Linked DNA regions of Homo sapiens: region 1 is linked to region 2. A link is a loop called in an ENCODE intact Hi-C map of the cell type or tissue named here. Cell type or tissue: lower leg skin. All regions are shown on one strand. Links, peaks and the distances in the headings refer to the core of each region. The heading gives the core; the rest is flanking DNA.

Evidence for each region. Hi-C counts contacts between places; a loop is a spot of excess contacts. Peaks named below come from ENCODE experiments on the same cell type or tissue, not always from the same donor. Only the 100,000 strongest peaks of a DNase experiment are listed, where the experiment ranks them.
Region 1: a loop joins it to region 2, with 21 times the contacts of the local background. A loop is called at or near these places in 1 of 110 quality-filtered maps.

What each region holds. Positions count from the first base shown.
Region 1 is chr17:42,376,058-42,381,314 of GRCh38, reverse strand. All of the region lies in intron 1 of STAT3 (signal transducer and activator of transcription 3), which reads left to right. Among named protein-coding and RNA genes, the nearest start is that of STAT3, 9.8 kb to the left of the region's middle. In lower leg skin, for the core only: no CTCF peak of the experiment used is centred there; a DNase peak (open chromatin) is centred at 2,884.
Region 2 is chr17:43,331,426-43,336,921 of GRCh38, reverse strand. No RefSeq gene overlaps it. Among named protein-coding and RNA genes, the nearest start is that of LINC00910, 55 kb to the left of the region's middle. In lower leg skin, for the core only: a CTCF peak has its summit at 2,524 (motif pointing right); a DNase peak (open chromatin) is centred at 2,551.

The DNA.
Region 1 (5,257 bases), core at 1-5,000, 960 kb after region 2:
CTCATCACTGAAATTTTACCTGACCTTTGAATTTTTAACTGCGTCAGCCAAAGAACTTATATTTTGAGTATTCCTAAGGTGATTGCTATTGTAGTTTTGAAACACTTGGTTGGTATGTTTGAGGGTTTCATGGTCCAAAGTTACTATAGCAGTTAAAAGAGTGGACTATCAGGTCAGACCTATTGGGCTTTAATCCCAGTTCTGCCTTCTCTTAGACCTTGGGCCTGTTGTTTTCACTTCTCTGGTTTTCAGTTTCTCTGTCCACAATTGTGGAAACGAGGTCCACTTGTAGAGTAATTGAGAGGATGAAGCAAGATGATGCATATCAAGTACTTTGCATAGTGCCGGGCAGACAGGTAACATTCAAGTGCTAATAATTACTATTATTACTATTTATTTTTTGAGACAGGTTCTCACTCTGTCACCTAGGCTGGAGTGCAGCGGTGAGATCACAGCTCATGACAGCCTTGACCTCCTAGGCTCAAGTGATCCTCCTGCCTCAGCCTTCGGGGTAGCTGGGGCTACAGGTGTGTGCTACCACCCTCAGCTAATTTTCTAATTTTTTTGAGTCAGGATCTCGTCACGTTGCCTAGGCTGAATTACTCTTATTAAAAACTATAATATCAGGCCGAGTGCGGTGGCTCACGCCTGTAATCCCAGCACTTTGGGAGGCCAAGGCGGGTGGATCACCTGAGGTCAGGAGTTCAAGACCAGCCTGCCCAACAGAGTGAGACCCCCCCCGTCTCTACTAAAAATATAAAAATTAGCCAGTTGTGGTGGTGGGCACCTGTAATCCCAGCTACTCGGGAGGCTGAGGCAGGATAATCGCTTGAACCCGGGAGGCGGAGGTTGCGGTGAACCGAGATCGTGCCACTGCACTACAGCCTGGGTGACAGAGTGAGACTCTGTCTCAAAAAAACCGAAAAACAAAAAGCATAATTAGGGTGGTAACGCTTATACATAGGGGCAGGTGGAATAAAACATAATTAGGAGGTCGGGCATGGTGGCTCACGCCTGTAATTCCAGCACTTTGGGAGGCCGAGGCGGGTCAGGAGTTCAAGACCAGCCTGCCCAACATAGTGAGACCCCGTCTCTACTAAAAATATAAAATTTAGCCTGTTGTGGTGGCGGGTGCCTGTAGTCCCAGCTACCCGGGAGGCTGAGGCAGGAGAATTGCTTTTGAACCCAGGAGGTGGGGGTTGCAGTGAGCTGAGATCGCGCCGCTGCACTCCAGCCTGGGAGACAGAGCAAGACTCCGTCACAAAAACAAAAAACAAAAAACTGTCATATCAAAAACTAAACTAAAATGGTAATATCTGTTAGATATTACAAAGTCAGGCAAATTATGATTCATGGCAGCCACTAATGACCCAAAGGAGAGAAAGAATAATTAGCAGATTCTAACCTAATGGGAAAAAAACTAAATGAATAGGGATGGGGGACTTACATTCTGTTAGAGGAAATTGAGGCTGTCATATAAAAGGAATAGGTAAGGCAAACTGTAAATTCCTGTTTACACAAATGCCCTTCTGATAAATCTCTGCATTGCCCACAGTCCATGATTACCTCTCCCTTATTTTAAGTAATATTTAACACATTAAAAATGGATTACCACCCAAGGAATTGCTCCCGACCCAGAAAGTGCAGGTAGTGTTGAAGGTTTGAGGGGAAGAGGAATGATTAGAGTTGGTTGTGTCTCAGGAAGAAGCCAACAGGAGGAACCTTATTTTGAGTCAGGTAAAGAAGGTGGGAGTGAGGAGGCATCCCGGTGGCCAGGTATGAAGCTGGGAGCTGATTGCTGCACATTACTCAGCTGAATTAAATGTGCCCTCACATCTGTGTGTGTGCGTACATGCAAATGTACATGTGTATGAGTTAGTTGGAGGGGTAGACCTTTATTTTCCTGTCCTGTAACTTTCCTTTGCAAACTAATCTGTATTCAGAACAGTGTTGCAGTTAAGAACCACCCAGCTTGTCCATGAAACAGGTTCTCTCACCCCATCTCCCCAGTTTTAGAGAAGGCAGGAAAGAAAAGGCAGTGCTTTTCTTTTTTCCTGGCCGTATGCGGGGCAGGAAGAAGCCAGCAGAGCTTGAAAGAGAAAGTAAACCTTCTGGGAAATAAACGGCTTGGCTTCCCTATTGTGGAGGAGGAGTGCAAATTATTAGGGGGATGTTTGGGTAGTTTTTGTAGAAGCCATTTCTGAAAACTGATTTGGATTAGTGAAGGTAAGCCCAATTTAGGAAAACCCTGCCCAGTCTGGTGTCAGCCACCTGTTTCCCGCTTTGTTTGATTGATTTGATTAGTTTGTGGTATTCTGACCTCTCATTTTTATTACAAGAGTTGGAAGATTTGAGTCTGAACTTGAGCACCTGCTTCGGTGAAAGCTTCCTAAAATGCATGTTTTTTCACATTTTTTCTCATGTTCATTTTGTTTTGCTTTTTAGCAAACACTTTTTCTGACAGAATCTAAAAGCATTAGACTTTTCTTGTTTTCCCCTTCTCTCCCCACAATGTAATCTTGAAAACCCAAATGTTAGCTGTGTAAATTACCTCTCCCGTAAACCAAACAAAGTGCAATATTGCATTGAGTTAGCATTGAAATAGTCGGCCTTTGAATTTTTTTCTACTTGTGGTTTAGACATAATAAATATTTCATCTCAGACTGACTTTCTCGACAAATCAGTTTTGCATTTGGGCCTCTTTTCATCAGTATGTTTAGGGAAAGCACATTTATTGAAACATTAACCAAAATGAAACATAATTAGGAGGCCGGGAGCGATGGCTCACGCCTGTAATCCCAGCACTTTGGGAGACCAAGGCATGTGGATTGCTTGAGGTCAGGAGTTCAAGACCATCCTTGCCGACTTGGTGAAATCCTGTTTCTACTGAAAATACAAAAAACTAGCTGGGTGTGGTGACGCGTGCCTGTAATCCCAGCTACTCTGGAGGCTAAAGCAAGAGAATCGCTTGAACCTGGGAGGCAGAGGTTGCAGTGAGTCGAGATCGTGCCACTGCACTCCAGCCTGGGCAACAGAGACTCCGTCTCAAACAACCAAAAAAACAAAAACAAGCATAATTAGGGTGGTAACGCTTATACATAGGGGCAGGTGGAATAATTGAAGCATTCTGGAGCCAGAAATAATCAACTGATTAAGAATAATCTGGCTGGGTGCGGTGGCTCACGCCTGTAATCCCAGCTACTCAGGAGGCTGAGGCAGGAGAATCGCTTGAACCTGGGAGGTGGAGGTTGCAGTGAGCCGAGATCGCGCCATTGCACTCCAGCCTGGGCTATGGAGCAAGACTCCATCTCAAAAAAAAAAAAAAAAAAAATCCTGTTTCTGCAGAAATATCCCAGGTGTCCTGGGTCAGCAGTGCCCCATAGATTCCACGGACGTTTACCCTAAGTTTTCCAATGGGAGTTCATACCTCTATACCCAGTGAGAATATTTTCTGAGTAATGGGAATGAGATTGGAGATGTAGGGTAGAGAAGATCCATACAGTCTTTGGGTTAAACTTTTTCCTCTTTGCCTAGGAAAGATTAATGCTAATCTTAACCACAGATTTGTAGTAAGAATGTATCAGTTTTGTCATTCAGTTCTAGACTCCAGTTTTCTTTATTGTAATACCAATATTTTAGAGTAAATTTTGAAATGAATCAGTACAAAAGATATGTAGTAAGTGGAAAGTTAGTCCGCACCTTATCCTTGGGACTCTTTCCCAGGGACAGCTAGTTACCTACTATTTATCTCTCCTGAGTTACTTCATATGTATGCATGCAAACATGTTATTCTCTGGGTGTTGTTCCTTCCATATATAGCAGCAAATACACCAAACTCTGTATTTTGCTTTTTGTCACTTTATCTTAGAGAATACTCAATGCAAATACATGTGTATATACCTCATGTTTAAAAAATCTACATAGTAAAATTAGCCAGGCATGGTAGTGTGTGCCTGTAATCCCAGCTACTCGGGAGGCTGTGGTGGGAGAATCACTTGAACCCTGAGATCACACCACTGGACTCCAGCCTGGGCCACAGAGCAAGATTCTGTCTCAAAAAACAAAAACAAAAACAAAAAAACTACAGAGTAGTATTCTAGGCTATGCATATCATAAATTTGATTTCCTAATGATAGGCATAGATGATTTGCCTGGGCGGCAAATTAGCGTTGGCTGTGTCTCAGGAAGAAGCCAACAGGAGGAACCTTATTTTGAGTCAGGTTCCAAAGACAGAAACATTGTCTGACATTTGTTTTTGGGCTTATATGAATAAATCTGTACACATATATTTTTAATGTTTTAATCGTAATATGTATACTATTTGGAAATGTGGCTTTTTAGTTAACAGAGTGCATGTTTTACCCCATTGCACTTAAACATTAACTTGGGGATAATTAAATGAGTCTGTCACTTGGACAGGCAGGAATTGTACCCCCCACAAACCCATAAACCGCCAATTTTTTTTTTTTGAGACAGAGCCTCATTCTGTTGCCCAGGCTGGAGTGCAGTGGTGCGATCTGGGCCCACTGTAAGCTCAGCCTCCCGGGTTCATGCCATTCTCCTGCCTCAGCCTCCCAAGTAGCTGGGACTACAGGCGCCCGTCACAATGCCCGGCTAATTTTTTGTATTTTTAGTAGAGTCGGGGTTTCACCATGTTAGCCAGGATGGTCTCTATCTCCTGACCTTGTGATCCGCCCGCTTTGGCCTCCCAAAGTGCTGGAATTACAGGTGTGAGCCACCGCACCTGGCCGGTTTTTTTTTTTTTTTTTGAGATGGAGTCTTGCTCTGTTGCCAGGCTGGAGTGCAATGGCATGATCTCCGCTCACTGCAACCTCCACCTCCCGGGTTCAAGTGATTCTCCTGCCTCAGCCTCCTGAGTAGCTGGGACTACAGGCGTGTGCCACCACGCACAGCTAATTTTTGTAATTTTAGTAGAGATGGGGTTTCATTAATAATCATTAATATTAGACAACTGTCAGACTCACAGTGGTGGATACAAACTTTCTCAAATTCTGATTTTTACTCTAAAGCTCAAATTTTATCATTGGCAACAAATATTGTCAGTTGCTTTCCCTGAACAGACAGCTTCCCTTCTTTCATTTTTGAGAAAATATCTGCCAGTATCCCAGTTGGTTTATCAATCATTCTTTCTCTTTTTTTTTTTGAGACGGAGTCTCACTCTGTCACCCAGGCTGGAGTGCAGTGGCATGATCTCGGCTCACTGCAACCTCCACCTCCCAGGTTCCAGCAATTCTCC
Region 2 (5,496 bases), core at 200-5,199:
GAGGATATTATTGGCTAAATTTTTCCAGCCTAAATGCCAAATATTCTGAGTTCAACTATTTGATAGATTATGTAGAGGAGGGATGGCAGTCCTACAGGCTGAGGGAATGGGTGTCTCCTTACCCATTCAAATGGATGGACAAAGTGATCATTCCTCCTAGACCAAAAGTGATTCATCCTATTGTTACCCCAGAACATCCTGAATTGTGGAAATTGGCTGCTGCCATGACTGGAATTAGGATATGGAATGTAACCTATCAGATCATTCCCACTAATACCAAGACAGACGTATACAAAGTCACCTTGATGTCTGAACAGGTGATACCTAGCAGGAGCTGTGTAAAATCCCCTTATATGCTATTAGTCGGAAATATAATTATCACCCCCCAACAGCCAAACCATAGAATTTGATGATTGCAAATTGTTTACATGTATTCGTGTTACATTTCATCCCATAACAAGTATTCTCCTGGTAAGGGCTAGGGAGGGGGTAAGGATACCGTTTCTTTACACCACCCTTGGGAGTCTTCTCCCTCTATTCATATAGTCAATGAAATCCTTAAAGGAATCCTTAAGAGAACGAAGAGATTCATCTTTACTCTTATTGCAGTCATTGCAGGATTAATTGCTGTCACTGCCACAGCAATGGCAGCTGGAGTTGCTATCCACAACTCTGTTCAGACCACTCAATATGTGGAAGTGTGGCAAAAAAACAAACAAACAAACAAAAACTCCACCAGACTCTGGAATTCTCAGGCTCAAGTTGATCAAATTTGGCTAATCAAATTAATGATCTCCACCAGAGTGTGATATGGCTGGGAGATAGAGTTATGAATTTGCAACACCGTATGCAATTACAATGTGATTGGAATAATTCTGATTATTGCATAATGCCTTATGCTTATAAAAAAGATCAGCATAGCTGGGAAAAAGTCATGAGACATTCAAAGCCTGGGATGATAATCTAACTTAAGATATTTCAAAACTGAAAGAGCAAATTTTGGGGGCCTCACAGGCTCACTTAACTACCGTTCCTGGCTCTCATATTTTTGAGGAAATCACCAAAGTATTATCCGATCTTAATCTTTTTAAACGGATCAAACCCCTTAGAGGTTCACTATTGTCACTAGCATTACTGATATTGGTGTGTTTATGTTGTCTGCTTTTAGTATGCAGATGTCTTCAGGGAGTCCGATGAAAAGCCCAAAGTCAACAAGCAATGATGGCAATGATGATCCTAGTCAATAAAAAGAGGGGAGATTTGGGCAGCTGTGGACGAAGGATTACCCAGGTGCCAAGACAGGAGACTGAAGGCACAAACTGTAGCAGTATAATAAAGAAAATAGTTAGAATAAAGAATACTTACAATACAAATTAGATATAGAGATGATCATGGACAATTATCAATCAATAATGTATAAACATTATTAATCATTAGCTTTTAATATTAGTCTTTGTTGCATTACTAATATAACCTAGGAATAATTGATGGGTGTAGGATCATGTACTGAAGGGACATTGTGAGAAGTGACCTAGAAAGCAAGAGGTGAGCCCTCTGTCATGCCCACATAAGGGCCGGTTGAGGGCTCCTTGGCCAAGCAGTAATGCCAGTGCCTGGGAAGGCACCCGTTACTTAGCAGACCAAGAAAGGGAGTCTCCCTGTTCTTGGAGGAGTCAGGAAACACTCTGCTTCACCACCTCCTTGTGGGAGGCTTTATATTATCCAGGCCTGCCCTGCAGTCATCTGGAGGCCTAAACCCCTCCCCGTGGTGCTGTGCTTCAGTGGTCATGCTCCTTGTCCACTTTCATGTTCCTCCTGTACTCCTGGTTCCTCTTTGAAGTTCATAGTAGATAGTGGTAGAAGAAATAGTGAAAGTCTTAAAATCTTTGAACTTTCTTATAAGTGCCTAGAAGAAAACACTGATGTATGCTGCCTTTCCTCTCTGCTTCAGCTACCTAAAAGGGAAGGGCCCCCTGTCCCATGATCATGTGACTTGCTTGAGCTTATCAATCACTTGGACGTCTCACCCTCCTTACTCTTCCCCCTTTGTCTTGTATGTAATAAATATCAGCGAGCCCAGCCATTCCGGGCCCCTACTGGTCTCTGCGTCTTGGTGGTAATGGTCCCCTGGGCCCAGCTGTTTTCTCTTTATCTCTTTGTCTTGTGTCTTTATCTCTTATAATCTCTCATCTCCATACATGGGTAGAACACCCACTAAACCCTGTAGGGCTGGACCCTACAGGCGGCAAGCTACCCAGGTGCTGAGGCAAGAGACCGAAGGCACAAGATGTTCCAGTATAATAAAATATATAGAATAAGAATAGTTATACTAGAAATAGAATACAGATATGATCATATATGAATATTAATCATTAGTTTGTAGATTTACTCTTTATTCCAATATTATAATAATATCTGTTTTACAATTATAACCTAGAAAAAATTAGGCCATACAGAGATAGGAGCTGAAAGGACACGGTGAGAAGTGACCGGAAGACAAGAGTGTGAGCCCTCTGTCATGCCCGGACAGGGCCACTAGAGGGCTCCTTGGTCTAGCGGTAACGCCAGTGCCTGGGGAGGCACCCGTTACTTAGCAGACTGGTCTAGTGGTAGCGCCAGTGCCTGGGAAGGCACCCGTTACTTAGCAGACCAGGAAAGGGAGAGAGTTAGAGAAGACTCTGCTCCACCACCTCTTGTGGAAGATCTTTGTCAGGCCCACCCGCAGCCATGCCCACAGCCATCTGGAGGCCTAAACGTCTCCCTGTGATGCTGTGCTTCAGTGGTCACGCTCCTTGTTCATTTTCATGTTCCACTCTGTGCACCTAGCCTGGCCTTCTAGACAGCGGTAGCAGAATTAGTGAAAGTATTAAAGTCTTTGATCTTTCCGAGAAATGCATAGAAGAAATAATGACGTAAGCTGTCCCCTCTCTGTCTCCACCTCAGCTACCAAATAGGGAAGGGCCCCTGTCCAGTGGTCACGTGACTCACGTGACCTTACCTATCATTGGAGATGACCTGCACTCCTTACCCTGCCCCCTTGCCTTGTATACAATAAGTAACAGCACAGCCAGGCATTCGGGGCCACTACCGGTCTCCGCGTCTTGGTGGTAGTGTTCACCCGGGCCCAGCTGTCTTTTATTCTATCTCTTTGTTTTGTGTCTTTATTTCTATGATCTATCATCTCCACACACAAGAGAAAACCCCAAAGGCCCTGTAGGGTTGGACCCTACATCTGGCGCCCAACGAGAATTTCTCTCTCGCTGTGTGAAGTTGCACTTTGAGCGTGAAACACAGCAGAGGATTTCAATGACAGATTCCTGAGGATTGAGGTCAATAAGCTTGGTGGTAAGCTTGGGCACTCAGAGTATCCCGGGGACACCAAGGGACAGGCCTGTACTAAGTACTCAGCTTATTTAAATTTTATAAAAACTCTCCTTAAAGAAGGAGTGGTTAAAAGTATCTACTGATAAGTTAATTGAACTGTTTGATGTTGTAGATCTTCTTTGCCCTTGGTTTCCTACTGAGGGAACTTTAGAACTTAAGGATTGGGATGAGATTGGCAGACATTCAAAATTGCTCATAAAGGCGGGCATATTATTCCACCCCCAATTTGGTCAATCTGGGCTTCGGTTCGCTCTGTCCTAGACTCTTTACAGACTCAGGAGGACAACATGGAGACTGATCCCTCTTTCCTCTGAGGAGGCTGAGGAAGTGCTTAGTTCTTTTTCACCTGAGGATACTGCACAGATTGAGGCCATAGTTCTACAGATGGACCTCCACTCTGATATTCCTTTGGTGCCACCACCTACGCCAGAGCCTACCATGCCCCGGTTATCGCTTTATGATGAACTTTTAACTGATCTGAATGAATTTATTTCCCCCAACCAGCAAAATCCAGCTGAAAGATATTATCAACAGCCATCACAGCTGTACCCTCCTACCTTTCCTCAAACTCTCAACTCTCCAGCTATGCAGATAGAAAATGAGATGATGCAGCCTGAAAAAGAGGCTCTAAACTATGTTTTCATGCAGCCTGGTACAGAGGCTCCAATTTCTACACAGCCCGGTGAAGAGGCTCTCAATTCCCTGCCTGGTAATGAGGCCCTGAACCCTATCCCTGTTCAGCCCTGCTGTAGAGCTCTCAACTTCTTGCCTATTCAGCCTGGTAATGAGGCCCTCAACCCTATCTCTGTTCAGCCCCGCTGTGGGGCTCTCAACTTTCTACCAGTTCAGCCCAGTTATGAGGCCCTCAACCCTATCCATATTCAACCTATTTTTCCACCTCTCTCTTCTCGTTCTCTTTTGACAAGTCAGTCTCCCTTGAAGCCTGGACCTCTCTTGGTAAATCAGGCTCCCTTGAAGCCTGGGTCTCTTTCAGAAATCAGGCTCCTTTGAAGCCTGGGTATCTTTTGGCAAATCAGTCTCCCTCGAAGCCTGGGTCTCTTTCGGCAAATCACACTTCCTTGAAGCCTGGGTCTTTTCTGACAAATCAGGCTCCCTTGAAACCTCAGGCTCCCTTGAAGCCTGGTCCACAGTTACTGCGGCAGCCTCAGGCCCATGAAAGACCTGCCCAGCAGGTAATCTCGTCTCATCCTGGCCTACAGGTTCTCAACTCTTCCTCCATTCAAAATTCCAAACTTTTTCCTGCTTCTGGTCCAGTTGCTACTGTGGTGGCCAATACCACCATTGCCGCTCATAAGCAATGAGCTATATACATCCCTGAAAATGACACTCCTTTTATGAGGGCTATAGCTCAGACAAGAGAATATGGGGATCCCGAAGCCTGGCAATTTCCTGTAATTTTACAACCTCCAATACCCGCCGTCCCAGTGGCACAAAATCAGCCACAGCCTGCTGATCCTTCTCAGCAGGCAGCTGATCCCGCAACCCGTCAAGATCAACAGCCTGACAATCAGGCTGCTCAGGAAAATAATCAGGCTCCACAACTGCCTGCCGCTGAGACACAGCCAGTTCCTGATGTTCCAGTAGTTCAGGCAGTAGTTCAACCTGACCCTATACATCCAGGCCAGGTTCAGCTATGTCCCGCTACTTAGGAAAGTTTTTTTTTCTTTTTTTTTTTTTTTTTTTTTTGAGATGGAGTCTCGCTCTGTCTCCCAGGCATGCCCGGCTAATTTTTTTTTTTTTTTTGTATTTTTAGTAGAGACAGACTTTCACCCTGTTAGCCAGGATGGTCTCGATCTCCTGACCTTGTGATCCACCTGCCTGGGCCTCCCAAAGTGCTGGGATTACAGGAGTGAGCCACCGCACCTGGCCAAGTTTTTCTTTTAAATTCCTCAAAGATTTCAAAGAATCTGTGAAGCAGTATGGCACCAACTCCCCTTTTGTCCATTCCAAATTAAAAGCCCTAGCAGAAAATAAACACTTGGTGCCCTATGACTGGGAGATTTTAGCAGTCAGTCTTATCTAAATCTCAATATTTACAATTCAGGACTTGGTGGGTTGATGCTATCCAGGAATGCATTCGTCTTTGGGCTC